2 separate regions of the Homo sapiens genome follow, and region 2 is linked to region 1. A link is a loop called in an ENCODE intact Hi-C map of the cell type or tissue named here. Cell type or tissue: IMR-90. All regions are shown on one strand. Links, peaks and the distances in the headings refer to the core of each region. The heading gives the core; the rest is flanking DNA. Region 1 holds the start of LOC105371316 (a long non-coding RNA gene). Region 2 has its middle 360 kb from the start of CDH5.

Region 1 (15,678 bases), core at 2,477-10,476:
AATCCTTCTGCCAAATTTCAAAAGTGAAATCCTCTTCATGTTTTAACTAAAATGTGTTAATAAATTAAAGAGATATTGTGTTTTTAACAATATTATAATATTCTAGTAATAATATACACCACCTATTTTTACTTGTTCCCATAGTGGATTTTTGCTTTTTATACATTAATTCAACAGCTATTGGTTTATTAAAATAACTCATATAACTTGCTTGTAAAAACTTGTGGAAATTTGGAAAACAGAAACGCAAAAGGAAAAAGAAAATACAGAAGCAACTAAGAATCCTATATAATTGTATCATGCAGAGAGAACAATTGGTTAATGGGTTCAAGGAGTCTCTTTTATTCTTGTACATGCAGGCACTTGTATGGGTTATTATATAGCATATTTCATTTCACACTGTTTAAAAATGAATTTTTTTTTTTTTTTTTTTTTTTTTTTGAGACAAAGTCTCACTCTTGTCGCCCAGGCTGTAGTGCAGTGCCACAATCTCGGCTCACTGCAACCTCTGCCTCCTGGGTTCAAGCAATTCTCCTGCCTCAGCCTCCCAAGTAGCTGGGATTACAGGCACCCACCACCACATCCAGCTAATTTTTGTATTTTTAGTAGAGATGGGGTTTCCCCATGTTGGCCAGGCTGGTCTCAAACTCCTGACCTCAGTTAACCCAACCACCTTGGTCTCCCAAAGTGTTGGGATTACAGGTGTGAGCCACCGCACCTGGCCGAAATTTCATATTTGATCCTGTGATAGTAAGTATTTTCTAAAGCAAAATTATAATAGTTACCCAATATTATACCACACAAATTTTTGATAATTTATTTAACCACTATTTAATTATTATACATGTCAAGGATTTGGGGTAATGTTTGGTTCTTGTAAGTGTTATTACAATGAACGCCTTTGAATTTTTCTTCTAAAAGAAAAATGTAAAGCTATCTTGTAAAGATAGTTCCTTTTGACTTCACCTGTAGTTGACATCTTTTACTAGTTTTTCTCCTGGAGTGGAAGGCCCTTTTGTATAGCAAAGGTTTTAACCCTTTTTCTGCCAAATGCGTATGATGTTCACCTAGTTTGCTGTTTGCCTTTTAATTGTATAGAGTATATTGAATGAGGGAAGGTTAAATTTTTTAATATTTTGGGGATTTTTTTAAAAGGTGAGGATCTATCTAGATTGATTTTTCTTCCAAATAATCAATTTTCACGATATGATTTGTTGAACTATATGCCCTTATTGTTCTCATTCTGAAGGTGTTTTAGTCTATACCAACTTCTAGTTCACACAGAACTATCTATTCTATTCTATTCTATTCTATTCTATTCTATTCTATTCTATTCTATTCTATTCTATTCACCTGTCGGTTGAGTCTTACTCCTGTGCTAAACCATTGTAATTACTAGTGTCATGTTGTATTTCAATTTCCTGAAGGTAAGAGTTCCGTTTTTCAATATGTTCTAATTCACACAGCGGCCGGTTAGCTCAATTGGTTAGAGTGTGGTGCTAATCAAAATGTTCTAATTCTGAATCCAGAATAGAAAGAGGTCTCAAATAAACAGCAAGAATCTCATACATGTTGGCTGGTGTGTTCATATGAGAATTAATTCCACACCAAGCGCACTAACTATGCTGAAATGGAAGAGCTGGGAAAGAGATCTTATGCCTTGACTGCCTGCTTCCTTGAAACAAAGGCGCTCATTGGAAACTACAGTTCCCAAAATCCACTGCTCCAGGGCTTGACTGGTGCCTCTGCTGCCCACTGCACTGAGCTCATGAACCACTCTGGCCAGAATGGTCCTTTCATCGGGCTCCAGACAGCAGCCAGAGGATGTCCTGAGATGGTGGCTAGGAGAGGGAAGATATAAAATGTGCTCTGAGGGCCTCAAAGGCAGGACCACTGTCTATTGGGATGGATGTTCAGTTCTTAGGTTAGACAGGACACTAGCCCTCTGGCCCAAGAAGCCCGGAGAGAGGGAGAACCCCTCGACCTGTCTTCTTCCCTTTTGGCTAATACATTCATTCAGACTGGAGTGGCAGAACACGCTTTGGCATTTAACAGCAATCTCCATTCTGCTTCGTGTAGAAACTGCCCTAGATACCTGGATCATGAGCTACCAGTCTTGTTTTCCGGCAATGATATCCTGTTCTGCTCCTTTCTGTTACTTTAAAAGTATATCTGGGCCAGGAACGGTGGCCCACACCTGTAATCCCAGCACTTTGGGAGGCCAAAGTAGGCAGATCACTAGGGCAGGAGTTCAAGACCAGCCTGGCCAATATGGTGAGACCCTGTCTCTACTAAAATACAAAAATTAGCCGGGCGTGATGGCACTTGCCTGTAGTCCCAGCTACTTGGGAGGCTGAGGCAGGAGAATCGCTTGAACCCAGGAGGCGGAGGTTGCAGTGAGCCAAGATCTTGCCACTGCACTCCAGCTTGGGCAACGGAGCAAGACTCCATCTCAAAAAAAAAAAAAAAAAAAAAATTATATCTGAAGGGCCTTGGAAGGTATTAAGAATTGCTTGCCAGGTGCCACCTGGAATTAGAAGTCACCAATTACTTGTTTTAGTAAATAAATAAAGTAAATATAAAATGCTAATGTCTTTCAGTATTAAGTTTTGCAAGAAGTGGCTGCAATTTTTCTCTGTGGGTGCTGTTGACAGCTCCTGCTTGGTCTTAGGAAGCTGGGGAAGACAGAAAGAAGGAATAATGGCTACTAAGCAGCTTGGGAGAGGGAGAGTTTCCTTAGCCCATGAGCTCAAACTATGTCACTTCTCTGTATTACCTCTAAGACCCTGCTGAGAATAAGAAGCTGATAGCTTTGTTCCCATTTGCCATGGTTCCCTGGGTGCCCTCTCCCTCCCTAAGGGACTTCACAGAGATGGCAGAGATGGTTCAAGGCTATCTGGGGTCCTCTGGCCATAACCAGGGCACAGTCTTAGGCCACACATGATGGGCAGAATCTCCCCCCACTCCCAACATTCTGGTCCCCTAGTTACTCCAATGCTAATCGAGGTACTGCGGTAAAGGGATTTTGTAGATGTAAAGTCCCAAATCAACAGACCTTAAAAAGCAGCGGTTATCTGGGTGGGCCTGACCCAATCAGATGAGCCATTTAAAAGCAGAATTTTCTCCAGCTGGTGGCAGAAGAGGAATCAGAAAGATTTGAGGCACAAGGGGATTTGCTATGTCTTTGTTGGTTTGAAGATGCGGGCGACCCCAGGAAAAGGAATGTGAGTGGCCTTACGTTGCTCACAGAGGCTCCTGATTGACCTCCAGCAAGGAAACAGACTCCAGTCCTTCACCCATAAGAAGCCAATTCTGTCAATACTTTGAGTGAGCTTGGAAATAGATGTCTCCCCAGAGCTCCCAGTAGAGGACTCAATCCAGCCTGTACCTTAATATCAGTCTTATGATACCCTGAGCAGAGAATTCAGCCATACCATGCTGGACTTCTGACCTACAAAACTGTATACGAATAAATGGGCGTTGCTTTAAGCCATTAAATTTGTGGTGATTAGTTATACAGCAATAGAAAACTAATACAGCATCCAGTGGCAACAAAACACGCCTCCCAGACCTGATTCCTCACTGTGCTGAGCAGATCGGCCTGGACTACAGCCCTGCTCTCTCTGCATCTTTGCAGGAAATTCCCTGTCAAAGATCAAAAGTTAGCCCAGTGTGGTTCATGACAGGAAAACAATTGCTCCCTGCCTGGCTCCTTGCCACCTGCACTGATGGGGAAGGGCGAACTCTGCCCATATCACAGTGTCCCTGGCGGCTGGGACGGCAGTGCAGCAAGCACGACCCATTAACACATCAAGAGAGTGCCACGGGACTGCATTGCTAAACCCCGATTTTGATTTTTCCAGGCATCTGGGGGAGGAAGAAGGAGGCAGAGGCTGTGTTCTGAATGTAAAGCCATCTATTTCCGTGCCTTCAAAAGGCAAAATCGTCTAAGCCCTCACAAGCGGAAGAAAAGGGAAGATGGGAGGGGACGCAAGGCAGTTGCCTGGAGGAAGGGTGGGGACCAGGGAGCTGGGACAGGTGGTACCGCGGATGCACCGCCAGCATGTTAAAACGCTCTCCCCACAGACCCGACAATCACCAGCGCTACACACCCGACAATTTGAGATTTAGACATATTCAAGTTTTCTAAGCCTCAAATTAGCCCTTGTAAGAGCTTATCTTCTTTCCCCCCAATTGACTTTAATCAAGTGCCTCAGAAGCTGGGAAATATTTTAAGTTAATCAGGCCCTTAATGCGGTGCCTGGGGAATGCCGCCGAGCTGCCTGCTCCTGCTCCTCCCTTCACTATCCTTTTCCCATCTCTTCCTCTCTTCCCTTTTCCCCCCACTGCATTTGTGAAATGCTTGGCAAACGTGTCTCACCAGTGAAAGGGAGACCGAAAGAGAGAATGCGACAGTGAACACGACACATTACAGCAACATCATAAAATGGTTTTCCTGACATTCGTAGGCAAATGCTGGCTACAGTAATGAGCAGCCTTTGTGAAAATGTTTCTATCCGAAATGTTTTAATAAGTGCTTAAAGTGCACGGAACACATGGCAGATTCCTGCCCAACAAGAACTCACAGCACAGTGACCTCATTTCTGACTCCCAACTACAAGCCAAGGTCTGACGAGATGGCAAATACTTGAATACTGATAATCATAATCATGAAGATTTATCGACCACTTACTATGTGCTCGCTGCTGTGTTCTACATATGCAGACTCATTGGCTTTCCACAAAGTAAAAGTCCTTTAAGAGCAATACAATTACTATTTCTGTCTTATAGGTGATGAAACTGCAGCCTAAAGAGGCTAAGTAATTCATTCCAAGAGCGTTCTACTGAGAACTTGCGAGCACCCAGAAATTCCAAGCTGGATGTATTCCGTACCCCGAGTCTACGTAGCGAGATCTGATAACCCCACAAAACAAGGGGCGAGGCTGCAGGACTCCAGAAAGGGCAGGCTGAGGTCAAACACACATCTGTATCTCACATCAGGCTGCCCAGAGGCACACCTTGAGATGAGAATTTGTGTGCAGGAGATTTATTTAAGGAAGAAGGAACAGAAATGAGAGAGTGAGAGAAGAAGGAAAAACAGGGAAAGGGAAGAAACCAAGCAAGGGTGGGATTTTAGGCAAAGTCCCAACCTCAGCCTGATCCCCTGGGGGACCCTGGAGCATAGATTACACCTCAGTGTTTGTCCTACCTCCAGCAAGGGAGCAGCCTTCTGTTTTCCAGCACCAGTTACTCATTGGCTGCAGGCTGCCCGGGAGGCAACAGGATTCCAGGCCCTTTCAGCTCTCTGTGCTCTTAGGTGAAGTGGATCCACAGGTTCAAGCAGTCAACGGTGAAGCAGATGTTACTGCATGCACAGATGGGCCAGAGGGATCTGAGGGGATCTGAGCAGAGCCTTGTTGGTGTCCCCTGCAATCTATTTAAATCCTGAGGTGTTTATCTAGCTGTGTGGCGTTGGGCGAGTTTCTTAACCTCTCTGAGTCTCAGGATCTGCACCTGTGAAATAGGAATAATGATTCCTATTCCTTTCAGAGTTAGCATGAGAATTCAATTAGATAAAATGAGGATGTGTGATTTAAAATTGGCATCAATACTCCATGATGCAGCATTGCCCAAATGGCCATAAAATTCCCCAAAAAGATAGAGGAAAAGACCAAAAAAATGATTATAATTTTTTATAATCAGCCCCCATCCTTCCCCATCAATGAGGAGGCCATTTTGAACTATCCCTTTGAGCTACGACCATACACGCAGAATTAGGTCTTCCCCTTAAAACCCAACCACTTTGGGCCCGAGAAAAAGCTCCCCGATAACAGTTGGGAGCCGCCCCATGCAAAGTCAGCTCCCCACACTGCACATCAAGTGCCTGGGCCTGCATCTCTATTTTGCTACTACCCAGAGGATGGAGCTTATAAAATTTCAAAGAAAGGGCCCATGTGAAAGGGGGAGAGAAGAGACGTAGGTCCAGGGTTGGTGTCTGCCAGAGTTCTCTCTAATCTAGCCCCACTGTTTTAGTTCTTTAATTAAGTGCCTCTGCTCACATTCCCCACTCACCTTCCCTAGAAACCCAACTATATTGAGCAGATATGTAAAAGCCGACAATTAAATTGTCTTATCAAATTTTCGCAGCTTATTAAGTTGTTCAATTGCATGGGAAATGATTAGTGTCTGTAAATAGAGAAAGAAAGCATCAGCCCAGGAGGCTGCAGACTGGGGCTGGAGGATCTAAAGGTAATCTCCTAGAAGGGGTGGGGGTGTGGGCTGGCCTCACTGAATTCTCGGCAGTGTCCCCCTTCTAGTCCTCAGAAAGCCCAACAGGCTTTTCATTGAACATCCAGGTAGGAAGGAGTGGCAGAGATTAACTGACTTCTCTGACGTCCCAGAGAGATCCCTGGACCTGGAGACAGGAGGCAGAATTTTCAAGTCTAAACTCCATCATTTACCAGGTGCGGGAACTCAGGAAAGCCACTGACACACCCTCAGTCTGTTTGCTTATTCCATTTGGCCAGGACTGGGGCAGAGACCTCATTCCTGGTGATGCCTGGTGCTCACTCAGTGCCTTACTGAGGGTGGCCTGGTACTCAGGAAGAAGCCTCTTGTGTAGCTGCATGTAAACAGCTTCCACCAGTGTGCTTTACAGATCAGACCCCAAGCAAGCCTCCTTCCTTCCTGTCCAGGAGGGCCTCTCATTAACAAATTCTAGAGTCTAAGCTTAAAGTCAGTGCCTGACCATCAGGAAGGCTGAAGCCCTCGTGCCCCAGCAGCATTCCTGTGGTCGCTGGTGGAATTGTTTATTCCATTTTGGATATGAAAAGAGAAAGCTTTATGTGCCTCATTTTCCAGGAATGTCTCATTTAGATTAGCTGTTTGTTGTTGGTCCAGCCACCTCCACCCCACCCCCCAAAAAACTACAAATTACATAGATATGTGAATAAAACAGCCAAAATTTGACCGTTGGCATGGATGCTGAGCACCATCACTCACTTTGCTTAAGGATAGGGTATCTTTTAAAATCTCGTATTGGCTTCAGCTCAGTTCCCTGAAAATATAGAGGAGCTACAGAACCCCCTAGGGCTCTAGGAGTGGGACTAAGCAGGAAACTGGGGAAAGGACTTTGAAGGGATCCCTTTTTTTCTCTTGGATCAAGACATCCATGTTGGATAAAATCTGAAATAAAAAAAAATAAAAATAAAATAAAATAAAAAAAACAGAGAGTTTAGAAGTAGCCTGGGCCCAGCCAGGCAGAGAGGCTGTGGCCAGGGCTGGACTACTGAACACGTGGTCTGATGGCTTAAGACAGGAGCAAAGCAGAAACTCCCAGAACAAATTTGCCATGCACAGTGCAAATGAGTAGAGAGTTGGGGTCGGCCTCTGTCCAACCTACATCCACATCCCTTGAAGCAGCACCTATCCCATGACTCATCAACAATTATCCCATGATTCATCAACTGTTGAAGGGGTCACGGTGCATCAGCCCCAAGAAGAACTATAACAACATACAGTTTTGCACAGATTTCTTCATAACTTTAGGGCACTGTCACATTCACCTGCCTGGTGACCCTCTTAATGTCCCTGAAAGGGGCAGGGCAGCTCTCACCACCCCTATTTGTTCTCATTGGAAACTTCCAAGCTTAGAACTTCAACCATTGCATAATCCATTGCGTAGAGTTGAAGTCAGGTTTACTTGACTTGTTCAAGTTTGCAAAACAACCTCTAAGTAGCCTGGGAGTAGAACTCAAGGTTTCTAACTGAATACACTCTTTCATACCATTTCAAAACACTTTGGGAAAAGACCCATAATAAAGTCACAGGCCACCAAAAATCCATTATGCCCCAGTCGGAAACTCAAGACCCTGGGCACAGGCATCCCAGAGAAAAGTGAAGAGAGGATGTTTTCCTTTCTTCTTGAGGTCAGCTGCTGAGTTCTTCCTGTACATAAAGACTCCTTTTCTCAGTTTTTCACGACATGAAGCACTGTTGCTTATATTCTGGCAACGCTTTAAATGCTTTGCTCACAACTCCTTCCCTCCTTCTCCACTCATTTCCCTTTTATGAACATGCTATCCTTATCCAGAATGACAGGTGCTGTGGGGAGAAAAGCACAAGAAAATCTAACTTTCTTATAAACATACAAAAATTTGCAATGTGAGAATTCTCTTTTTTGATGGATTAGTCATGCATATTCTACACAATGAGTCAGCTAAGTTAGAAACATTAATGGATTCAATGGAACCTGGGACATCTTTTATTATTAATACCAGGACCCACCCTGGTGTGGATGGGTCACCAAAGAAGCATCGTCTTATTCACTAAATGGGACACAGAGTTGAATTTTGGACCTGGGGAGGTTTGCTTAGCTGTGGAACAGTAGGGCACAGAGGGAAGAGAACCCATCAGATACAGATAGGGTGCAAATGTCAAGTTCAGTGCTAACAGGGACCCTCGAATTTTATGAAGCAGACCTCTTTGTCCTCGGTCATTCCAAGATAATAAGCCAGGAGCCTCCAGGAGGTCATGGATGAAGCAGAAAGAAAACTGAGCAGAGAACGGATGAAAATGGGAGGTGAAGTTGAAGGAGGAGGAATGGAGTGGAAGGCAGGATAGAGAAGAGCCAGAGCAGGGAAATTAACAAAGAGATGCAGTGCCTTCCCCAAATTAACAGAGATTCAGTGCCTCTTTGTCAACTAAAGAAAAAGCCACACCAGGCTTGAGGTCAGGTGAGAGGCTGCTCAGTAGCATATGTCCCGGGAACTGAGAATTTTCCAGACTTGAATCTCAATTCCCCACACTTACTACCCATGGGACCCTAAATAAGTTACCCACCCTAGCTGAGCTCTAGCTACTGCATCCAGATGGCAGGAGGCGCCCACCCCACCTCCCACAGTTTCTATGGGTGTCACTGGGCTCACTTAGAGGAGCACTCATCTCAGATCCTGGGACATCGGCATCCTGATCCTCCACACAACCATATACAGTGGAGCTGCTGGGCAAGAACCTGAACAGGCTGATGCAGATCCCATGTTCCTTCTACTTTGCTGTCAGTTGTGGATAGGCTTTAGAGCAGCACATGAAATCTGACAGGGAGCCCCAACCCAGAAAACCTGTGTGAGTGGAGCTGGCCTGGCTGAAATCAGAAGACAGAGCTCAGACTCACGCTGATGCCCTCATTTTACGCCCCCAACCTTGGCCTTGGCAGTCACTCCAAGAGTCCAGAGCTCCACACGCTCAGTTTTGAAATTGTGAATTTATGATAGAACTTTTCACAAAGCAATGCCTCAATCAAAAATGACAGAATGACTGAAATTAAGCTTAATGTTTGTGCACTTACTATTCAGGGATACCCTTATCAGGTAGATTGTGCCATCATGTCCATCTTACAGAGGGTAAGACTGAGGCTCAGCTGGTCCAAGGACATTCAACCTCAGGTGCTCACACTGTGACTCTATTGTAGGAAACCTCATTGCTCTCTCTGATGGCAAAATTTCTAATTAGCCCTTCTCAGCCTCCTAAAGGGGAAATGGGGCTGAGATGACGGTGGGTTGTTCTCCCACCTCCCCCAAGCCCTCACCTTTAACCGACACCCACATCTGGCTACCTTCATCACCAGCGACTGGAGTCCACAGGTGGGCCTGGCATGTTCTTCACTCAGAATGTCCCTGCAGGCCCTCAGCCTCAACAAGACAGGAGCACACAGGCTAGAGCTGTTTGTCTCCTTCTCATTCATCACCGTCTCTCTGGGCTCCCATTCCTCTACTGCTGAAACCCCTACTCACCCCCAACTACAGCAGACAGAGCCAAGATGAAGAGGAATGCTCTCACCAGGTCAGCTATTCCCAAGCTGCTGCTCCTTCAAGAAAAATCTCCCCAACTGGTCTGCATCATAAACACGTCTTTCCCAATCCAGGGCTTAGTCCAGACCTCAAGAATCCTGAGAAGTACCATGGAATTCAGTTCTTGGTGGGTTCCAGTAGTAATGGATGTTGGGGAAGAGGCGGATGCATTTGGTACATGGTTAAGCAGATCTACCGTATGCAGTGCCCCGTGCTGGGTTCTGAGGATACAGCAATTATAGGATTTATTACCTTAGAACAATGGGATTGGGTGAATCTTTAGAGATCTCTCACTTCCACCAGCCACTTAAGTCTGAGGCAAACTGAGACGCAAGCTGTGCATGTGACTCAAGCCAACAGGGTCCTTCCCTGAGATGTTTCCAGCTGGAGCTGGAGGACTAGGGGTGTGTGGCTGGGGCTTTCTGCCAGGGCTGGGACAAGATGAAGTGAGTGAGATGCCCAGTGCATGGTGTGTTAGGAGGCATCACTTCCAGGGCCCTTCCAGACAAGTGCTTCTAGGGGATGAGAGAAGGGGGCCCAGGAGCAATGAGGGATATATGGAAAGCAACTCTTTCCTCCCATCTGTGGCTACCCCAGTGCTTTCCAACAAATCCCCTCTATCTCTTAACCCAGATGAAGGCGGGTTTCTGCCACTTGCTGCCGGAGAGTTCTGACCAACAGTGAGGCTTTCCATGTGCATCCCTCCGATACCTGCTTCCGCTGTGCAGCTCCAGTCATTGACCCTGTTCCTGCCCTCTGGCCACTGGCACTAGGCTCTCTGCCATCTGGTGATGCTGCTGACTCTCCGCAGGTACCCATACCCACCAGGATCTCCAGACTGCTGGGTACAGCTCCCAAAAGCCTGGGATCCAGCCCCCCCGCCATTAAAGAGCTTGATGACCCATGGTGAGTTGAGCTGGAGAAAGGGAGTGCACAGGAAATATGCCTAAGTCTTCACTATGGAGACAGGATGGACTGTGCTGGGATGGCTGGAATAAGCCACATGTCATCTGAGAAGAGGGATGGGGAAATTCACTTTGAGTGAGCAAGGAAAGGGTTAAGAGGTAAAAGCCACTGGAATCAGGAGACATTCTAAGGTCATTCTAGGGACATTAAAGATTCTAGGGTCCATTCTGTCATGACAAATGAAACGAAGTGCTGGTTGGAAACCTCTGACTGCCTCCCACATCCTATATTCTAAAAATTCATGTTCTCTTCTCCTGCCTGCCCAGGTCCACAGGGCTGCCTGGTTCCTGTCATGTGACCTCCCTGCCTAAGCTACAGACGCTACCAGTATGCTCGCTGCCCCCAGGCTCATCTCCAGACCTGGTCTTGCTAGAGCCCCAGTGCGCCACCCCTGAGCCTGCTGCTGAACCTAAGCTTGGGTCCAGCCCTGCCCTGTGCTGTGTCGGAACTGGAGGTAAAGGAAGGGATGTGGGAGCAGGTTTCCTGCTGTCAGGGCCTCCCCTTTTCCATCTGACCAGGCTACATTTAGATGGAGATGGGAGGCCTATGATAGCAGCCATGGGGTACAGTGGAAGAGGGGAAACATTGGGATGCAGTGGGCGGAAGCAACCTTGGGGCACAATGGGAAGAAGGAATTTGGTGGACCAACAGGATTTTGGAAGCATCAGGACCTGGGCAAACTATTTGCCTGCATGGCTTCCACCTCAGGCTGACATTGGCAGAAGCCCAGTGTCTGGGACTGCAGGAAGCTGGAGAGGAACATCCGCCAGCTGGACTCCCCTTAAAAGGAGAGTTCCTCCTAAAATAGGCACGCATGACCCAGCCATGAGGGCAGAGACGGATCCAGCAGCTCCCAGAGGTAGGACATAGCTCTGAGCCCAGAAGGAGTTTGGTGTTTCAAATCACACATCACAAATCGCTTTCTCTGCACATTCCTTGGAAGCTCTGGTGTGTAAACTTTCCACCTTATCTTTCCCAGAGTGCATGCCAGGACCTGGCCCTGGTGATGTTTCCATTTAAGCAAAAGAGACAGTGGGTGTCAGCAGCCCCTGGGGCTCCTAGTAAGATGAAGAAATTGATCAGGCTGTCTCCAAGCAAGGGAGAAGGAGAGAAGGGAAGAACAGAGATGAACCGCAAGGGAAGGAAGCGGAAAGGGGAAAGAGGACTTGCTATTGCTGCACCCAGTTAGGGTTTGCGGAGCTCCAGGTGGTGGTGCTTACCAGTGTGGCTCTAAAGTTCTCCACCAGGGTACAGATCGCAGGGTGCCCCTTACTTGCTGTGTGATCTTGTGTGAGTTAGTCAACCTCTCTGAACCTCAGTTTGCTTATCAGTAAAATGTCCATAGTAAAATAATTCCTCCTTTCTAGGACTGTTGTAAGCACTGCATAAGATGGCAAATGCAGCTGTGTCTGGCACCCAGCAAGCACTCGATCCAACTTGGGCATCATTATTACTTGACCAGGAACTTCTGTGAAACTTGGTTATGTCAAAAAGAGGAAGATGAGGATGACTGGGTCATGGTCTCTTGTGATCCCAGCAGGTAGGCTTTGAATAGAGTGCTTATCTGAGTCACAGGTAACCACTCTACCTTGACCTATGAAATCAAGAGATCAGGGCGGGTGTGGTGGCTCAAGCCTGTAATCCCAGCACTTTGGGAGGCCGAGGCAGGTGGATAACGAGGTCAACAGATCGAGACCATCCTGGCCAACATGGTGAAACCCCGTCTCTACTAAAAATACAAAAATCATCGGGCCTGGTGGCGCATGCCTGTTATCCCAGCTACTCAGGAGGCTGAAGCAGGAGAATCGCTTGAACCAGGAAGTCGGAGGTTGCAGTGAGCCAAGATCGCACCACTGCACTCAGGCCTGGTGACAGAGCAAGATTCCATCTCAAAAAAAAAACAAAAAAAGAGAGAGATCAATCAAGGCAGAGAAGCACAACATCAACATTTCACCTTCCACAGTGAAAGTAATAAAGAATCGGAATATTATTTAAAGATATGCAAATATCTAGGTCAGCTAAACTTCACTTGTTGGAAATCATTGTTTACTCTGCCCCAGCTGTAAATAGGGTCTGTGTTTGCATAATATATCATTTAAGGTTCTGCTGCTTTAAAAAAAAAAAGAAAAAAAGAAAAAGAAAAACATAAAGTTTAAAAACCACCATCGTGGATACATAGCACCTCTGGGTACAGATTTATGCCTTCAAGACCCAGAAGTCACATCTTTCCAGTGGGAAAGCTGCCTCTTTGAGAATACTGAGCTTCCGGCAGGTGGGAGACTGAATATGGGGGATTATGGTAAAGACATGTGAGTTCCACTTTTGACACATGTTGGTAATAATCACGAACGCATGATGTAATTATTCATTTTGTTTCAAGAGACATTTTTTTTCCCACATAGGAGCCATTGCTTTCAATTTTACAAAGTCAAAATTGAGCTCTCAGAGAGCTAAGTCTTCTGTTTCATGTACTATAACCTTTGGAAATGCATTTAAAAGGAAGAGAACAAGGTTTTTAGATATGAATAGCCGGAGGTGGTAGGAAAGGTGACCTTGCCGGAGGGTTGCCTGGCAATCAGGCCCACGGAGGTCAGCAGTCTCATCTTGTCTCTCCCAGACTAGAAGGTAAGAGTTACCCTTGGAACTTCACCCTGGCTCCTACACTCCTGGGCTGTAAGGAAGGAGATCTCACCTGCAGGAATAGGTAACATCCCAAGGTCCCAGAGTTAGGAACGGCAAAAGATGCTGGAAAACAAAGATAAAACTTCAGGAAGGAAATTAAAATGTACACTTAGGGCTGATGCCTGTTCTCCAGCCCCAGGGCCTTGTTTAAGAATCAGGAAGTACCGAAGAATATCATTAAGACTCTTTGATAAGGAAGGCAGAAAAATTCACTTACACCTAGATGGCAGCTGACCCATGAGAAAATCCTCCACTCTTTCAGCATGTTTTCCTTGAAAATATTGTTTATTTTTAGTAGAAATCCTGGGGAGGAGAGCTCTTTTAACTCTTTAATCTTTTGTTTGTTTAAAGAACTTTTCAATACTTTAGAATCCTTTTCCCTCAACACATTTATATCAAGACTCTTTTTGTCAAACAATAAAAACAAGCACTGGCTAACTCTTTAAAAAAAAAGAGTTTATTGCAAGGACACAGGGTCACTCACAGAATCAAAGGTAAAATCAAAAATGTATTATACCTTCAGAAGGACCGGAACTCCTGGGACTGTCAACACATGGCTTATCTTTCTAGAATGTTGGGAGATAGATGGATGTGGCTTCACCCATCTCCCCCATCAGGCATCTTTGGGCAGAATGATTGACAGGTCGTCCCAGCCACATCAAAGGAAGAGGAGGGAATTCAGTTCCCCCAAAGGGGATAATCACACTTCTGTTTTGACAATTTATCATTTGTGCGTCCTTTCTATGTAAGAAAAGTACTCAAACATACCTTTTAGTCAAACTCCCAAACTGCATAGGAAAGTTGGGCATTCTATTGAAATAACAGCAGAGAGGGCTGGGAAGGAGGAATGTTTTTTTAAAATCTTATTCCATCTTAATACATCCTCTGGATTAGATGCTGATTAATTTGGCACTAAAGGCTGCTGTTAATCAGTTGCATGTCAGCCATCATTTGTAGTGACATTTAAATTATAAAGCATGATGGGATTAACTGCACTTTTGCAAATAACCTCTTTATAAAAGTATAAGTAAACCTGATGTGCACACCGGAGGTATCAGCACCCCCTGTTTCAGTCATTGTGATTCTGGAGATTATGACAAGGCTTGGCTTGAGCTGATGAATTCAGAGCAACTGTGTTTAACAAGGCATTTTGAGTTTGGAAGTCATTCTCAGAGACCTGGGATTTCCTGAGCCAGTTTCCAGAGTGACAGACAAGCACTTCCTTAGGTTCACACCTGGTGGGATCCTGGCTCAACCTGGGGAAGGTGCTTGTTTGTTTGCGTCAAAAGAAGAATGATCAGTGGTCAGGTGGTCTGCACCCCTAGCGGCTTCTTGGCCCCAGGACCCCTAGAGGGCATGAGACCCTCTGAGAGCACTGACTTCCCATTGTCTAGAATGACCTGCATGATCTGCTCATTTGGTAGGGGTAAGCAGATGGGGAGAAAGCAGGCAGAGAGGGAACTAATCATCACTGAGTCCCTAAGGCATTCCAACAACTGCTTTCGGATCTTCTGGGGGCTCCCACTTTGTTATAGAGACATTTTTTTTAAACTTGTAAAATACTGGAAAAAAAAAATAAAGTAAAAAACTGAAAATACCCACAATCCTACAACCCAGGAATAACCATTCACATTTTCAAAGACTTGTTTAGGCATACGGGGTGCGTATGCAGGTGTGTTCATCCATGTTGTCTTCAATACTTCTTATGAGACAAATAGGGAATAAATAAATGTATGTGCATAATTAGGGTCATGATGTATGCATACTTTTGCATCCTGCATTTTCCTTTTTTTTTTTTTTTTTTTTTTTTGAGACAGAGTTTTGCTCTCTTGCCCAGGCTGGAGTGCAGTGACGCTATCTCATTCACTGCAACCTCCGCCTCCCCGGTTCAAGCGACCCTCCCCCCTCAGCCTCCCTAGTAGCTGGGATTATGAGTATGTGCCACCACGACCTGGCTAATTTGTATTTGGCTAATTTGTATTTTTAGTAGAGAAAGGGTTTCACCACGTTGGCCAGGCTGATCTCAAACTCCTGACCTCAAGTGATCCGTCCTCCTCAGCCTCCCAAAGTCCTGGGATTAATTAAAACCTTGGCTCAGTTTTATGTTACACTTAAAAGGCTGTCATTGCTCCCAACCCCAGTGCACTTAGTGAGTACTCAAATTTTCATTAAGTAAGGCAGG
Region 2 (15,678 bases), core at 4,028-12,027, 120 kb before region 1:
TCAACATGATTAGATTTGAATTTTGAAAAAAAAAAAATAAGTACAATAAATCTTGCTCCTGTGCAGGGACTGGCCTGTAGGTTTTGTCAAGAGGGAGGGAAATAAATTGAATAGGAGTCTATTACAGTGGTCCCAGTGAGAGTGATGATATTCAGCTTGGAGTAGGATAGCAGCAGTGGAGATGGAGTGGAGAGGATATACCCCAGAGACATATTCTAGGAGGCAAAATCAGCTGAACTGGCAATGGATTGTCTAGAGTGGGTAAGGAAGACTATAGAGTTGGGTTTGGCCCTACTGTTCATCCAGTGCTCACTCATGCAAGGTAATTCAAAGCCAAATAAAACAGCTTCAGCCAGGCACAGTGGCTCACGTCTGTAATCCCAGCACTTTGGGAGGCCGATGTGGGCAGATTATGGGGTCAGGAGTTTGAGACCAGCCTGGCCAACATGCTGAAACCCCATCTCTAGTAAAAAAAAAAAAAAAATTAGCTAGGCATGGTGGCACGCGCCTGTAATCCCAGCTACTCAGGAGGCTGAGGCAGGAGAATTGCTTGAACCCGGGAGGTGGAGGTTGCAGTGAGCCGAGATGGTGCCATTGCACTCCAGCCTGGGCAACAGAGTGAGACTCCATATCAAAAACAAAACAAAACAAAGAAACAGGTTCATGAAAATAGATTTGGTCAAAAAGTAGGACTGGGGAAGGCTACTTGACTGAACAACATTGAAAAATGGTAGCTGTGCTGCTCTTTCCAGGATTCTCCATGTTGTGAATTGACCACTGCACTGGGTATCTTCAAACATATTTTGTCCTTAGCTCTGTTCTGGAATCTGTGTGATGCAAAAGTATTTTAACATTAGTCCATAGAAAAAGAACTATTGAATATCCAGTGAAATGGAAATTCAGAAACATGCATTTTTTTAAATCTCATCAAAAAGCTACATCAGGATACCTAAACCATTCCCAACTCTGCAATTAACTTGCTATGTGACCTTGGGCAATTTCCTTTCCCTCTCTGTGCTTCCATCTCTGCACTAAGTAATCTGTAAAGCAACTTCCAGCCCTAACATCTCTGCTCACATGGAGAAGAGCATGCCCATAATTGCAGGTAATTTAACTTCTGTTTAATGTTGAGTCTTGCATATCCAGCTCCGTATATTAACTTAGGAAGTTATTTCAAACAAAATACAACATAATCTACAGTCAATTTTGAAACACATTTGTTCTAATGAAAAATGTTCTAAGCAAAAACAACCTTGTATAAGAGTTACATTTTCCTAATGGGCAGTGGGCAAAGGGAAACATCAAAATATGTTCCAACTCAGCAAACCCTGAGAATGCACGCCACATAAACACGGCTGTTGGTTCCCAGTAAAATTAGCTACATGTTAACCTGCACAGTCAGACTCCTTGGATGATTTTTCAGTGTGCTACCAGTTTATATCTCAGGCTTCCCTAGTGCAGCACACCTGATTGCCTCCTCTGCCACATCCTGCAAAGGAACATCTGTTCATAATGTCTTGATGCCGCTTCCAGGAATATACCTGCACTCTAGGCACAGACTAGGTTAAATGCCCCCCCACCTTCCACCTCTGTTGCCAATTCCTTGCTTTAGATCATCATCATCCACTGCCTGGACCACGGCAACAGCAGAGTCACTGGTTAATCTGATTCCAGTTATCCTATCCCATTATTCTATGTTCTGTGCCAGTTTCCAGAATAACAAGCACACCTGTCTTCTCACCCCTTTCCTCTAAAGCCTCTCTGATACACAGGATTAAGCCAAATCTCCTAGACATGGCATTCCAGGTCCTTCAGGAACTGACTCCAGGCCACCTGTCCAGCCTTACCTGTCCAGATCCAGCCACATGTGCCCTTCCTCTGAGACACACTGGCTGTTTCCCTCTTCTCACAATATGACATTCTCCTCTGAACCAGCTCATCTTTACTGTGACTATTCCCTTTTCCTGCAATGTCCTCTTTCTCTTCTTAGTGTACACCCACTCATTCAACAAATGTCTAAGCAGCTACCATAACACAGGTGAGGTTATTCAATGATGCCTCCTCAAGGAGCTCTCAGACAAGTGGGAGTGACATGCAAATGGACAATTAAGGGATAGTGAGATGTGTGCTATTAGGGGGAGCTCAGAGGACTTTCAAAAGAATGCCATCCCTGATTTGAACGTTAAAAGGAGAATAGGAGCGAACCCATCTAAGCTGTGGGTAATTCTAGTGGAGTGAGCAGCCTTGCTAAGGAAAAAAGATGAGCAAGACAAAGAGGAGAGGAAAAATAACCTGGTTATATCTGCAGGAGAGAGTGCATGCTGGAAATAGGGAGGATTCGGACTAGAGGGGTAGGTGATGACTAAGTCATGATGGGGCTTGTATGTCACAAGGGGAGGTTAGCATCCCCTTGAGAACAAGGAACAAGGTGGAGCTACTGGGGACTTTAAGCAGAGGCGTGACCTGGGCAGATTTGTTTTTTAGTTTGATATCCTGTGCTGCCACATGGCAGGAGCCCGACAGGAGGAAAAGTGAGAGGAGGGAAAGTTGTTGCAGTGAAGGACTGGTCATGGGCTGTAAAAATGTTCTTTGAATAAATAAACAGGTGAATGAATGAATGAGTCATTGCCTTTCTTGTAATTCAGTGAATTCATTCTTAATATTATAAATAGTCCAATAATATAAACATTCCCGTCTCACTGATCCAAGTCCTGCTAAGCAAACCGTAAAAATATTAGGATTTAGTTTTACAAAATTTGTTTTTCATTACTAATATGGAACAGTACTCTAATTTTGCTAGTCTAGCTAGAGAGAAATTGGCAACATTGAAGAAAAAGTGGCTGCAAAATGGCAAGATTGTCAAATTTTGTCAAGCTCTTTACGCTAGCGGGAAAATATTTTTGCATGCTTCATCTAATGTCAATCATCTCTGCAGCCCTACCAGTAAGGAGTATGGATAGCTTCGCAGCAATATCCCCAGAACCCTAAAATCATGCTGTCTCCAAACACTCCTACACAGACTTGCAGCTGCTCCAAGAGAAGCTTTACATTGAAATGCAGCACATGAGGAAAATGAAGAGGTATTCATTAACTTTAATGGAGTTTCCTTTATTCCGAGATTATATACTTGATATCTAGTGGGTTGTGGTTAAAATGTCCTTCCTAATAGAAGGTGGAAGGTATTTCTTCTTGTTTTATGGCCCCTCGCTTTATGCCCTTACTTAGCTAAGGAAAAAGTTGGTTATTCTAATGTGCTCCAAAAATATTTAACATTTTAAAGGTTTATAAAATTTAAAAGTTTGAGGTCTACTCTTCTGTACCATTTGGAGGTCTTATGTGGGACACATTGGACCAAGTTCAGCCAATTTTATTGAACGAGTTTTATTCCATGAGCTAACACCAACTCATTGTACTGAAAAGGATCCTGAGCCTCATATGTGATCAAAAGTGGGGAAAATATGCTGGAATCCATTAATGAGGTCTGCTGTGGATGCGAAGGGGAAAATCGTGACCCATTTGCAGTGGTAAATATTTAACAACTACTCTCTAAAAAGAAGAAAAGCCCTGATTTGTGACATTGGCCAATTTCTATGGTGACAATGCTCTCACCACGGCCAGTTCCAAGCCACTAACACAGCATAACAAGGAAGAGCTGTGAAGAAATGCACATGATTGGCCTTCATGAGCTGGTACGAGCCAGGCTCAGAACACCCTGGCATACTTGCCGCATATTTTCAGCTCCAATTCTGTACAGTGGGAGCCATGGCATGCGTGTGCTTCAGTCTTCGATTCACAGACTGCAACTCTTCTTTCCCTTACCCATGTGTCCACATGATATTCCTTTGATGGGAGAACTGTCATATGTTTCTGGGTTTTATATTAATATGCTTAATTTATCTCTAGCATGAAATGAAATGGATGATCTCACAGATTCCTTGCTGGCAAGAACATTGGCACTAAAATGTGAGTGCTGACACGCAAACATCAAAACATGAACGACACTGAAACAAAGCTACTGAAGTCCATCACAGGGAACTGGCGTTAGGTGCTGAAACTGATGGAGGCCTAATTGGGATCTGCCTTCTTGCTATGGATGCCACAGAGACTAACACTTATTAAACAACTGGAGCTTGTTATGTAGTGTCCAAAATGAATGGACTCAAGACGCTATTTCTAGGCTGAGCAAGCAGCTTTCTGAAGAGCACTAAATCCTAATATTTACTAAACATTGAGTCATGTCATTAAGCCTGAGGTGCAGGGCCCAAGAAAGGCTTACAGTACTGAGTGCTGGTTTTGTCATCTGGCTTCATGCACATTCAACTCATGCCTTACTTCTCTGAGTGCTAGCCCAGCCTCCTCCTGCTTCACTCCGGAGCTCCAATTCCCTTGAAGAAAAGCCAGAAGGCTGGTTCAAACTGGGGTTTTAAAATCTAGGAGTCAATATAGGATTGGAAGAGTTTGGAACCTAGAGATTGGGTACTGTTGTCCAAAGCATAGGTCTATGCAGGCTCCAGTGTGTGGCTATGCAAGGTTCCAATGTGCAGTTGTACAAGCTGTGTACTGCACAATTCCAGGAGACACTATTTTATGTGAATATTTCAGCCCTACATCTATAGGGCCTGGAAGTAGGGTAGGATATGCAGCAAATGGTCAGTGATAATGAATAGGGAAGATTAATGAAAGGAGTTCAGGAAGGAAAAAAAATGTTGGGACTGTTATAGCTGAGCCCCTCTAGGGAGAAAACTGTCCTAGAAAAGCTGGCTTGAACTAGACTCAGCATTGTACAGATATGGAAACCAAGACACAGAGAGGGAACTGCTCATTGCTCAGAAAATGAGGGGATTGACAGGAAGAAAAAAGTTGTTGCTTGGGCTAACAACCTGGGGACAAGAAGCTCTTGCAACTCAAGCTCAGACGTGCTTGTAAACTCAACAAGTGAGTGGACATGCAGGTATGGGACCAGGGACAGAATCAGAAATTAGTTGGGAGCCCAGGGAATGCTCCAAGAGCAGGACAAGGGTGGGATGAAAAGATCCCAACCACTCCATAATTAGTGTAGATCACTGTGCATTGGCAGGTATTCCCCCATCACATCTGCACAACAATCTTGAGTTCTGTTCTACAGTCTCAATATCTAAGAACTGGAGTTCAGAAAAGTTAGGTAACTTGCCCAACTTCCCACAGCCAGGAAGCAGCAGAGCTGGGAATTGAATCTAGTTATGTCTAAGTCTAAAGGTAATCCAATTAAGTCTAAGTCTAAGGGCCTGGGACTGGAATCCAGTTAAGTCTAAAGACCTGTACCACTCAAAGTCCTTTGATGGGCATCACCAGCACCATCTTGGAACTTAATAGAAAATTCAGACTCCCTGGTTCGATCTGAGACCTACTGAATTAGAATCTGCATCTAAGCAAGATGGCCATGTCACTCAAGTTTAAATTTGAATAGCACTATTCTAGAAGAACCCTTTCCAAGTATCCTTCCAAGTGATTCTGCCTCCAGAGTATTAAATCCTGATTCATTTTTTTTTTTCCAGTATGGTTGGACCAAGATATTCTACCATTCCTAGCAGAGATTTACCCTGGAGCAAGAAAAATGTCAGGGGGTTGAAGCTGTTATTTCCTCTTCAATTTCTTTGCTAATGAGAGTGAAAACAGCACAGCCATGTGTGACTGCTCTCATGATGATGACACAGCCAAGATGAGGCTTGTTTTAAGGTAAAATAACTGTTCTGAGCTGGCCACTGTCCCAGGGATTCATCCAGCTTTATGTGACTTTTCATCGCCTTGGCTGTTGAGCAGAATGAAATTCAGTGTAGCTTGTGATGCAGATGCCAGGAAAAAGTAGGAGCAAGGCTGAGACTATCGGGTTTCACCTCTCTTCTCCTCAAGCTGTCAGAACAAACCGACTTCCATCACCCTAACCCACAGGAAATTATATAAAAGATTGACCACTCAAAATGGACTTTCCCCTCCCATAGGCCTTCATGGAACATAGGATCCCTCCTTCCTGGCCATAGCTGATCAGACCAAGGATGGAACAGAGATGACATGGGTCTCCCAGATTCATATACCCATTCTTATTTATTCTGTCTCCCTCTTTCTCTCCTCTCTTCCATCCCTTCCTCTCTTGCTCTCTATTCCCTCCTCACTTTCTTTCTTTATTTCCTCTCCTACACCTCATATCTGGAATTGCAGAAGAGAGAGACAAATTCTGAGTCAGCAATGAGGGGATTCTAGTATTACTCTAAATGTCCCCCCTCCCATGCCCTCTAGGTCCCCACCTTTATATGCTGAAAGCTGCTGTCTGCAAACACCTGCAACTCTGGCTGCAGGAGCACATTTGGCCAACATACAGAGGAAGCGGGAAGTGCCAAAGAATTAATGCCTCTACAAGCAAGAGTTAATGCAGCCCTGAAAGAGGACTAACTGCATTTGGTATATAAATCGCCCAAGCTCTCTTGTCCCTTACGTAGGCTATCTCAAGAGCACATATTCTACACTGATGTCTTGAGTTCCTCAAGAAAGATTAGGCTCCAGTTGCCCAGAATGGTAACTTGCTTAATAAAACATCCTTCACTGGCTTCCTTTTCTCCCTCTCGCCCACTTTTCCTTGCCTTTCTCGCTCCCCACCCACTTTCTGGTATTTCCCAGACTCATCTTCCAAATAACCACTTGTATTTGAATCTTCACATCAGGATCTGCTTCTGAAGTCTATCTCAAGGAGCCCTCTAAGGTGAAGGACGAGGTCATGGAGAGACATGGGGAACCAAGTTATGGGGAAGCAGGAGTGGCAGAGGCAGAGGAAGGGGTGAGGGAGTCAAAGGCCCAGAGTGGGTAAGGGGAGGCTGGGGGTTCCTCCCCTAAGCAGCCTCAGCACCACGTGGCTCTCCAGGTGCAGGCCTAGGTCCAAGATACCTTACAGAAAGCCCTCTTCTTCAAAGGCCAGAGAAAAGTCCTGGTCTTTGCACCCCGTGGAGAACCTAATTACATTGGCAAGCCAAACCAAGGCAAAAAATGGTGGGTTGGAGGCAGATGATGTTAAAAGAGCAACAGTACTAGCTAGCCCTTCTTGAGCGTTTCTGAGATGCCTAGCATTTTCCTAGGCACTTTGAGTGTGTTGACTCATGCAATCCTCACAACCACTTATGAGGTAGTTTCTATCATTATCATCAGTTTACTAATGAGGAAACTGAGTCACTGAAAGTTTGAGTGATTTGACACAGTTCTTGAGTGTGTCAGATTTAGGCTCAAACGCAGTCAGTTGAGCCCCTAAGCACCACACTAAACCAGTCCACATGGCACTAGCTGAGGTCTGCCCTCCTTTTAGAGGTGGGTCTTCACACCTTCAGAACTTATATCGCCAATGCAGTGTTGTTATGGTCTCCAAAAGTTTCTGGCCTTGGATCTCTTCGCTTCTTAAGGGGATTTTGTCCCAAGCAAAATACAGGTGCCTCAGGGGACTGGATGGAGCCTGAGAGAGGCTTGAGTGAGGCCGAGCCCCTGGCCCAGCACTCAGGCCAGAGGCGAGAGAGATCAGCTGCGATGCTTTTTATAGCCTCAGACAACAAGCCACTAACCACGAGCTGGCAATCACGTGATGAATGCAGAGCCAAGAGCTTTATCAGTTTTATAATTTACATGGTCTCCATCTCTGTTGAGTACATTATTCCCATTTCACTTTTGGGAAAACCGAAGCTCAGAGAAGATAAGTACTAGGGCCCGTTGGGTCAGTTTGCCCTACAGAGCTCGAGTCCTTGCCCAGAGGTTTTGGGCTGACTCTGGGCTTAGGTCGCCCAAGGAGCTCGAATGGGTGGGGTGGCTGGAGCATATGGACAGGACTATTCAGACAGTGGTGTGGCCAGCCATTAGACATGGAGGGCATGAGGAGCAGGGCCCAGAACTCAGGAATAATGCCTGGAGCAAACAGGTATCAGTGCCCCTGCTGGGGATCTCCAGGGTTGGGAAGGCTCTCATGAGACCAAGATTTTCCCAGAGACACTCCAGCGTCTCAGCGCACACTGTGTTCCCTCTAAGTCTGCTCTGCTCAGCCTAGGGAATCCTTTTCTGATGCTGTGGTGGGAAGCTTTGCTCAGATCCACCATGAATTCTCTCCAATCTGTCTCTAGTTGCTGCAGGGCCTACGTTTTGAAAACTCAAAAGCCAGTAACAAAATGATGACTGGAAAAGGAGTAAGGGGGAGCTAAGGAAATGGCAGGAACACTGGTTAAGTCTTCAAAATTGTATCACCACCACACCCCCCTCCACCAAGAAATATGTTACCTCGGTTGTTAAAAGCATTGATACATCCAGCATTTAGAAGTGCAAACCTCCAGTTGTTTTGGGGGGATACACTTCCTCATTTTTTTTCCTCTCCTTTATACTTTAAAGGTGAGGAAAGATCTATGCTAGTTTTTTCTTTCCTTCTTTCTTTCTTTTTTTTTTTATCCTCAGAGACCCGAGAAGTCAAGAAGGAGCCTGAACCAAAGTCCCTGATTAGAAGGTGCCCCTATAGGAGGAGCTGAAAAGAAGGTTTATAAGAAAATAAAAATAGCAAAAATAATACCAGTAGCATAGGATTTTTTTTTTTTTTTTTTTTTTTTTTTTTTTTTGGCCACTAAGAATAGCAGCAGTAGACTCCCTGTGCTCTGGGCCCATCTTCTGAAGCTCATTGTGGTGGGAGCTAGAATCCATTTTCTGTTTCAATTGACATTAATTTCATCCCAGCATATTTCGGGCCTCTCATCACAAGATGATTCATTGCTGCATGTAAGCGAGTACAATCAGCTCAAATATTTGTAGTCGTCATGCAATTGCTGTAAGAAAACAGGGGACTGTGAGCCGCAGATCGCTCCCCTCCCCACCAGCCCCTACCCTGAGCCGAGGTGTCAGGTTAAAATGACAGGCAGCTGCCTGGTTCATCCTCTTCTGCTTTGCTGACTTAGAGCCACACAAAGATCCATCCCCCTGGAGACCAGCAGCTTCTGTCAAGAAGATATTTTTGTGGAGAGGGTTATGCCCCCAACAGCCTAGCCAGGAATATTTCCAAAATCACTTTGGAGGAAAATCTTGTCAGACCTTCCCCTCACATGGTTTTCTAACCTTTATGTCCAAGAAACTCTTAGGGTAAGTTTTCTTAGTGATTATCTTAGCATCCTAGACTCACAGGGCATAGGTGGCCTCGGACCTCTTCCTCGCCCTTCCAATAATGCTACTGGGGAGGCGATTGAGAAACACAGATTACACAAGACTCATCAAGGGTGAAGTGGAAAGAGAATCAAGATTAGAATCCAGATCATCTCCCAATTCATAATCCAGTCCATATGCAGCTGTATTCTTTTGTTTCTTGAGATAGAGTCTTGCTTTGTTGCCCAGGCTGGAGTGCAGTGGCGTGATCTCATGTCACTTCAACCTCTACCTCCCAGGTTCAAGCAATTCTTGTGCCTCAGCCTCCCAAGTAGCTGGGATTACAGGCATGCGCCACCATGCCTGGCTAATTTTTGTATTTTTAGTCAAGACAGGATTTTGCCATTTTGGCCAGGCTGCTCTCAAACTCCTGGCCTCAAGTGATCCGCCCGCCTCGGCCTCCTGAAGCACTGGGATTACAGATATTAGCCACCATGCCCAGCCAGCCGTTCATATTCTATAGGTTTTATTATTTTTATTTTTTTGAGATGGAGTCTCACTCAGTCACCCAGGCTGGAGTGCAGTGGCATGATCTCAGCTCACTGCAATCTCTGCCTCCCAGGTTCAAGTGATTCTCCTGCCTCAGCCTCCCAGGTAGCTGGGATCACAGGCATGTGCCAACATGCCCAGCTAATTTTTGTATTTTCAGTAGAGATGGGGTTTCACCATGTTGGCCAGACTGGTCTTGAACTCCTGGCCTCAAGCAATCCACCCACCTCAGCCTCCCAAAGTGATGGGATTACAGGCATGAGCCACTGTGCCTGGCCATATAGGTTTTATTTTAAAAATAGCTTTCTTCTGATTAAAAGTATGTTCCTGATGCAGAATTTTTGAAATATGAAATACTTATTCCATAATCCCAGTCCTCAAAGATAATACCACCAAGACTAGCTTTGTGGACATCTAACCTGTACAGTCACAAAAACTTTGCACTCAGAAGGTTCCTATGCTTGGTTTAAGCCTCTGCTGTCATATCTTGAATTTCTTAATTTTTTGAATGAAGGTCCTGCATTTTTATTTTGCATTGGGTTCTGCTAATTAAGTAGCTGGTCCTAATCACTGTTAACATTTTAGTGCTATCTTTTCCAATGCCTTGAATCTTGCTTCATCCCATTCATTGGTCTATTCATTTGCTCACTCAACAAATGTTCATTGAGTGCCTAGGAGGCATAGAATCCCATGAAAATATCATTGAAAGGAGGGCTTGAGTGCATTATCCCATCAATACAAATTATTATGTTGGGATTGTGGGAGTTTGGTAGATGGCTAACTAGATGCAGCCAGGAAGAGCATCTCCCATGGAGAGATCAGATTAAAAGATTTAAATGACTATGCACAGAGAAAGAATGGACTAAAACTCGTTGGAGGCAGAACTCAGGCAAAGGGAAGAAGGTCAGGCATGGTTCTCTGTCATCAGTGGTAACTACTCTGCATGTGCACACGTGTGAGATGTTCTGATGCGGATAGTAAGGGCAGAGCTTGAGTGCAGACAGGTGTTACTGACATGTAAGCAATGGCTCACACAACACACCTGTAACTACAGACACTTTTACCACCTAGCTATAGGAAATAGGATTACTCTCTATCCAGTTCCTACAAAGTTCAGTTCCACAGCCATGGCCCAGCACTTCCAGTAAAAATTTAGTAATTGCTCTGCTGACCCTGCTCTTTCCTGAGTTTCCCAGCATTTTTATGGCCAGAGAATGGGAATGAATTTATTTGTCCTAAAGTCTAGAGAAAGTTGGCTTCAAAGCAATGGAGAGCTATTTCCTCCAAGCAGCAGGTAGAAAATGTAAAAGAAAGAGAAGAATTACCTCAATTACATGGTAAACATTGGAAACGCAAGGACAAAGCTCTGTAGGGTCTAAATGTTATTTCTCCACTAGAAAAAAAAGATGTAACCTTTCTTTCTCTGGACCAAAGGCATCTGATATGAATGCTCCACATTTATAGTAATATACCCCACAGGATATTTGAAAGCTCTGATTTAATCTTTAATTTCCCCCCAACAAAGTGTGGGCCTGAATTGTGCCACAGCAATAAGGTAGAAGTTCTGACCCTAAAACTAGGAGTTGTTCCAACTCTATAAATTTTTACCTGTCTTCCAGAAGTTCTAGAAAAGAGGAATGGTCAAAATTCCAATTGCCTTCTTGGTGTCTGACTGCACTTCTCTTGCTGTTGAACACCGCCAAGGAGAAAATTCTCAAGACCCAATGAGTTGAGAGAAAAACATCCTTTATCACAGACCAGGCTAACTTTGCCTTCACACCCTCCACCTTCCTCCTAGATAAACTTATTCTCACTACTTCCCTGGACATTTTCCTGTAGATGCACCAGGCTTGACACCAGTAAATATTCAAGTCAAATAGCTTTTATGAGATTTGAAATAACTACCGGAGGATATCTCACATAAAGTCAGTCTGCCTACCACTGGCCTTGCCCCCTCCAATTAACACTCCTTACTAAGACCAAAGTGACATTCTAAAAACTAAATCTGACCATATGCAGAACAGATGCCCCACATCTCCAAAGCCCACCTAAGTTGAAGGCAAGAGTGATGGGTAGTCCTGTCCACATACCCAGCATCCCACCACAAGGATGCACTGAGATGTCTCTCTGCTTTTCTAGCTCTAGGCTTTCTCTGAAGTTCCAGAAGCTATCTAATCCATGGGTAGATGCAGCCCAATGTGCAAGGAATTACTGCTTCTGCGGGCGCCCTTCTGCCAATGAAGGAGAGAAGTCAGTGCATCAATGTCCCCAGTTACCATTCTTCTGTAGGACAATTCAGAGACATGCTCCACATCATTCATTAAAGGACCTCCATCAAGATTAAGATCTTCCTGGCCCATGGTAGTTTCTAGCTCAATAACACTGTTGCATTGCTTTCCCATGCTCCCTCTGTTTCCTGGGATCACCTTCCACTTAAACCACTTGCACTTAAATCCTCATCTTAGTCTCTGCTTTCAGAGAAACCCAGACTAAGACACCATCTCATTCCCTCCCTTAAAACCTTTCAAAATCTTTGTGTTTCAGATGAACCTGAACCTGAAGCTCGTTAGCTTAATATTCAAGGCCCTTAAGAGTTTGCTTCTTTTTTTTCTCCCAAATTTTATTTTAGGTTCAGGGGGTACATGTGTGATGTCATATGGATGAATCTCCTATTGTGGGGGTTTGGTAGATGGCTGACTAGATGCAGCCAGGAAGAGCATCTCCCATGGAGATATCAGACCGTCAGGAAGAATGCACACTCTGAGCAACTCTTCTGAAGGAAGGCATTGACTGTTGTTGGAGGATGAATTTCCTTCTTGACTGTTACTCATGTGAACCCCGAATGCCAGCTGCACCTCCTTACCTACAGTTGAAACCCGCCACTCAGCTGCACACCCTCACATCTTCTCATGCTGAGCTCTCTCTTCTCCATCTCCTCATACCCATCTTGTTCCTACTCAGGCCTCAAGACCATGGTTTAATGCTCCCTTATCTGGGAATCCTTGCCCACTCCAACCTCCACACTCAGATGCATTTTCCTGGTGGCTCTTTCATGGCATCAACATTTGTGTATTGCCTAACCTCCCTGAAAGAATGTGAGTTCCTCAAGGGTAAGACCAGGTCTTCATCTGTCCGTGGAGCCCCAGGCTACATGCAGAGCTTGGCACACTGTAGAGGTGCATGTAGACATTTTTAAAGGGCCACATGGCTTTCCCTTCTATCCTTAGATGAGTCCTGGGCATTGTTGGTATTTTATGTTGGCAACAAAGAAAATTTTTTAAAGAAGTGGCATAGGTTGGGTGCGGTGGCTCACACTTGTAATCTCAGAACTTTGAGAAACCAAGGCGGGTGGATCACGAGGTCAGGAGTTCAAGACCAGCCTGGCCAACGTGGTGAAACCGCATCTCTACTAAAGATACAAAAATTAGCTGGGCATAGTGCTGCATGCCTGTAATCCCAGCTACTTGGCAGGCTGAAGCAGGAGAATTGTTTGAACCAGGACCCGGGAAGCAGAGGTTGCAATGAGCCAAGATCACACCACTGCACTCCAGCCTGGGCTACAGAGGGAGACTCTGTCTTAAAAAATTAAACGAAAAAATAAATAAATAAAAACTGGCATAAAGTGGCTCATCCAAACATTTACTGACATATCCACCTAGCAAAATCCCCCTTTCTGGAGTGAGGAGAGTGGATAATGTTGCCCCACAGATATTGACACACAGGCCAAGGCACACAGAGACCCCAAGTGGAAGGGTCTGAGGGCCTTAGAATGTTAGCGATGTCCAAACCTGAGAAATTATACAGCCCAGCCAAGAGTGGGGAAGTGACTTGTTTAACAGGACAAGACAAGGACTAGAAACCCAGGCTCCGAATTCCCAAGCGAGCATCCTTTCCACTCACCCACATTGCTGCTCAAAAAGGGTGAGCTGGAACCAGGCTGGCTGGGCCTTGGTCTTTTCTAGCAGGTCAGAATGCAATATTTTTTGAAGGGTAAGGAAGTAGCAGTGAAGCAGTACTTCAGGAAAACTAATTGTCCCATGCACCCCAATTCAAGCTGAATCCGGCAAATTTCCCCAAAGAAATTCTAGAACAAAGCTCCGGAAAAAAGAAAAAAAAAGAATAAGCAAGGATAATTGGGTTGATGGATCAGGTTTTCTGGTGTGCGCTATGTATTTTAAATATTTTTCCTTATTGTCTTGTTGCTACATGTACAGAACAAAAGCTTCCTTTCTGCACTGTGCAGTGTGCAAAATATAAAGTTGTGAAGTCTGTAATGTAGGAAAGGCCTTGTTTGGTTCATTTCCATTGCTCCAGCACTGACTAGTTAACCCTATTGCCACCTTAGGGCAATAGAACTGAATTATGTATTCAGCAAAGTGGACGGAAGAGAGGATGGATGAGTGGATGGCTGACAGAGGGGTGGTGCATGGGTGGGTGGAAGGGTGAGGTTTCTCCTCAGGACTTCACTTCTTTCCCTGTTCCTTCATGATCTCTTCTCTATTCTTAGCACCCCAGATTCATTACCCTTTTGCATTTTTCAAGACTACTCTTGGGACAGAATCTGATGTTTCTCCCCAGTAGGTAGAACGTCTCAGTTACTCAGAGGTTTCCCAGGCTCTCCTTGTCTCCCGGAGAAATGAGTTTCCTCCACTATGAAAAGCCTTTCTTTATATCCTTATCACCCAGTTGGGCTGGTCCTCAGAAGTCTGTTAAATGTCAAAGGCCATCACCCAGACATTTTTCAAGAGAGAAGTCCTGAGACCCTTCTGAAGGGAGGAGTCCACCCTGGTCCATGCTGAGTCCTGCTGTTCTTGTGCCCCGTGATCTGATGCCACCCTCCCCAGGCAGTTCACTCAGAAGCAGCCAGTGCCTCCCTTTACCATCACCTCCCCATTCATTTTAGCATTTTGCATAATGTGGTTTCCCCAGACAGTTTCCATCGTGTTTATTTCAGGAACTCCAGCAGTCACTAATAGCATGACCTACATATTTTTTGATGTCCTAGGTGTTCTCCAATTATCATTAACCCAGTATGTTTTAAAACCAGTCTTATAAGTAATTATAGCAGGGAACTAGTTTTGCTTCTTTCCAATCAACAGGAAGAAATAATAAGAGAAGGATTTCAATCATGAGCTGAGAAATCTGCTTCTTAAGCAAAAATCCAGGAGAAAAATTGGCCACTAGGGAAAGACAGAAGCACAGATTTCTTGATCCCTTCTTCTGCACTAGATATTTTCACCTGTTATTGCCCACAATCCTCCTAACATCTTACAAAATAAGTATTTCTATTACCACCTTTACAGACGGAGGAGCCGAAGCTTAGAGGAGTTGGAATTGTTTTCAAGGTAAAATGGCTAGTAAATAGAGAAGCACAGGTCTGAGCTGTGCAAACAAGCTTTGCAATTCCACAAGCTTACCCAGAGGTGGTCTCTGGTTCGGTCTGATCACCAGGCCCCACCACCACCTTCTCTGCAGAACAGCATCCTGTGGCTTGAGAGAAGGCAGCTGATATGGTTTGGCTGTGACCCTACCCAAGCCCCATCTTGAAGTGCAGCTCCCATAATTCCCATGTGTCATGGGAGGGACCTGGTGGGAGGTAATTGAGTCATCAGGGTGGGTCTTTCCCGTGCTGTTCTCATGGAAGTGAATAAGTCTCAGGAGATCTGGTGGTTTTATAAATGGGAGTTCCCCTGCACAAGCTCTCTCTTGCCCACCATCATGTAAGAAGTCCCTTTGCTCTTCCTTCATCTTCCTCCCTGATTGTGAGACACCCCCAGCCATGTGGAACTGTGAGCCCATTAAACTTCTTTCCTTTATAAATTACCAAGTCTCAGGTATGTCTTTATTAGCAGCCTGATAACAGACTAATACAGCAGCCATGTTCTTCCTCGGCTTTGGCCCTGCCCAGCCCCCCACTAAACACAGTTGATTGGTCCAGGGTTTGACATTCAATCCAAGCCTGATCAATCAGAATCCTTCTCTGGGATTTTTCACATTGGAACCGAA

The links. Hi-C counts contacts between places; a loop is a spot of excess contacts. Peaks named below come from ENCODE experiments on the same cell type or tissue, not always from the same donor. Only the 100,000 strongest peaks of a DNase experiment are listed, where the experiment ranks them.
Region 2: it touches region 1 in a loop (2.8-fold over the local background); 2 of 110 quality-filtered maps call a loop at or near these places.

Annotation. Positions count from the first base shown.
Region 1 is chr16:66,123,929-66,139,606 of GRCh38, forward strand. LOC105371316 (a long non-coding RNA gene) reads left to right here and starts at 11,054. Exons shown (of 3, transcript XR_933684.2): 1 at 11,054-11,268; 2 at 12,182-12,354. In IMR-90, for the core only: no CTCF peak of the experiment used is centred there; DNase peaks (open chromatin) are centred at 6,773, 7,433, 8,133 and 9,903; H3K27ac peaks cover 5,059 bases.
Region 2 is chr16:65,999,126-66,014,803 of GRCh38, forward strand. No RefSeq gene overlaps it. Among named protein-coding and RNA genes, the nearest start is that of CDH5, 360 kb to the right of the region's middle. In IMR-90, for the core only: no CTCF peak of the experiment used is centred there; DNase peaks (open chromatin) are centred at 4,256 and 8,746; H3K27ac peaks cover 493 bases.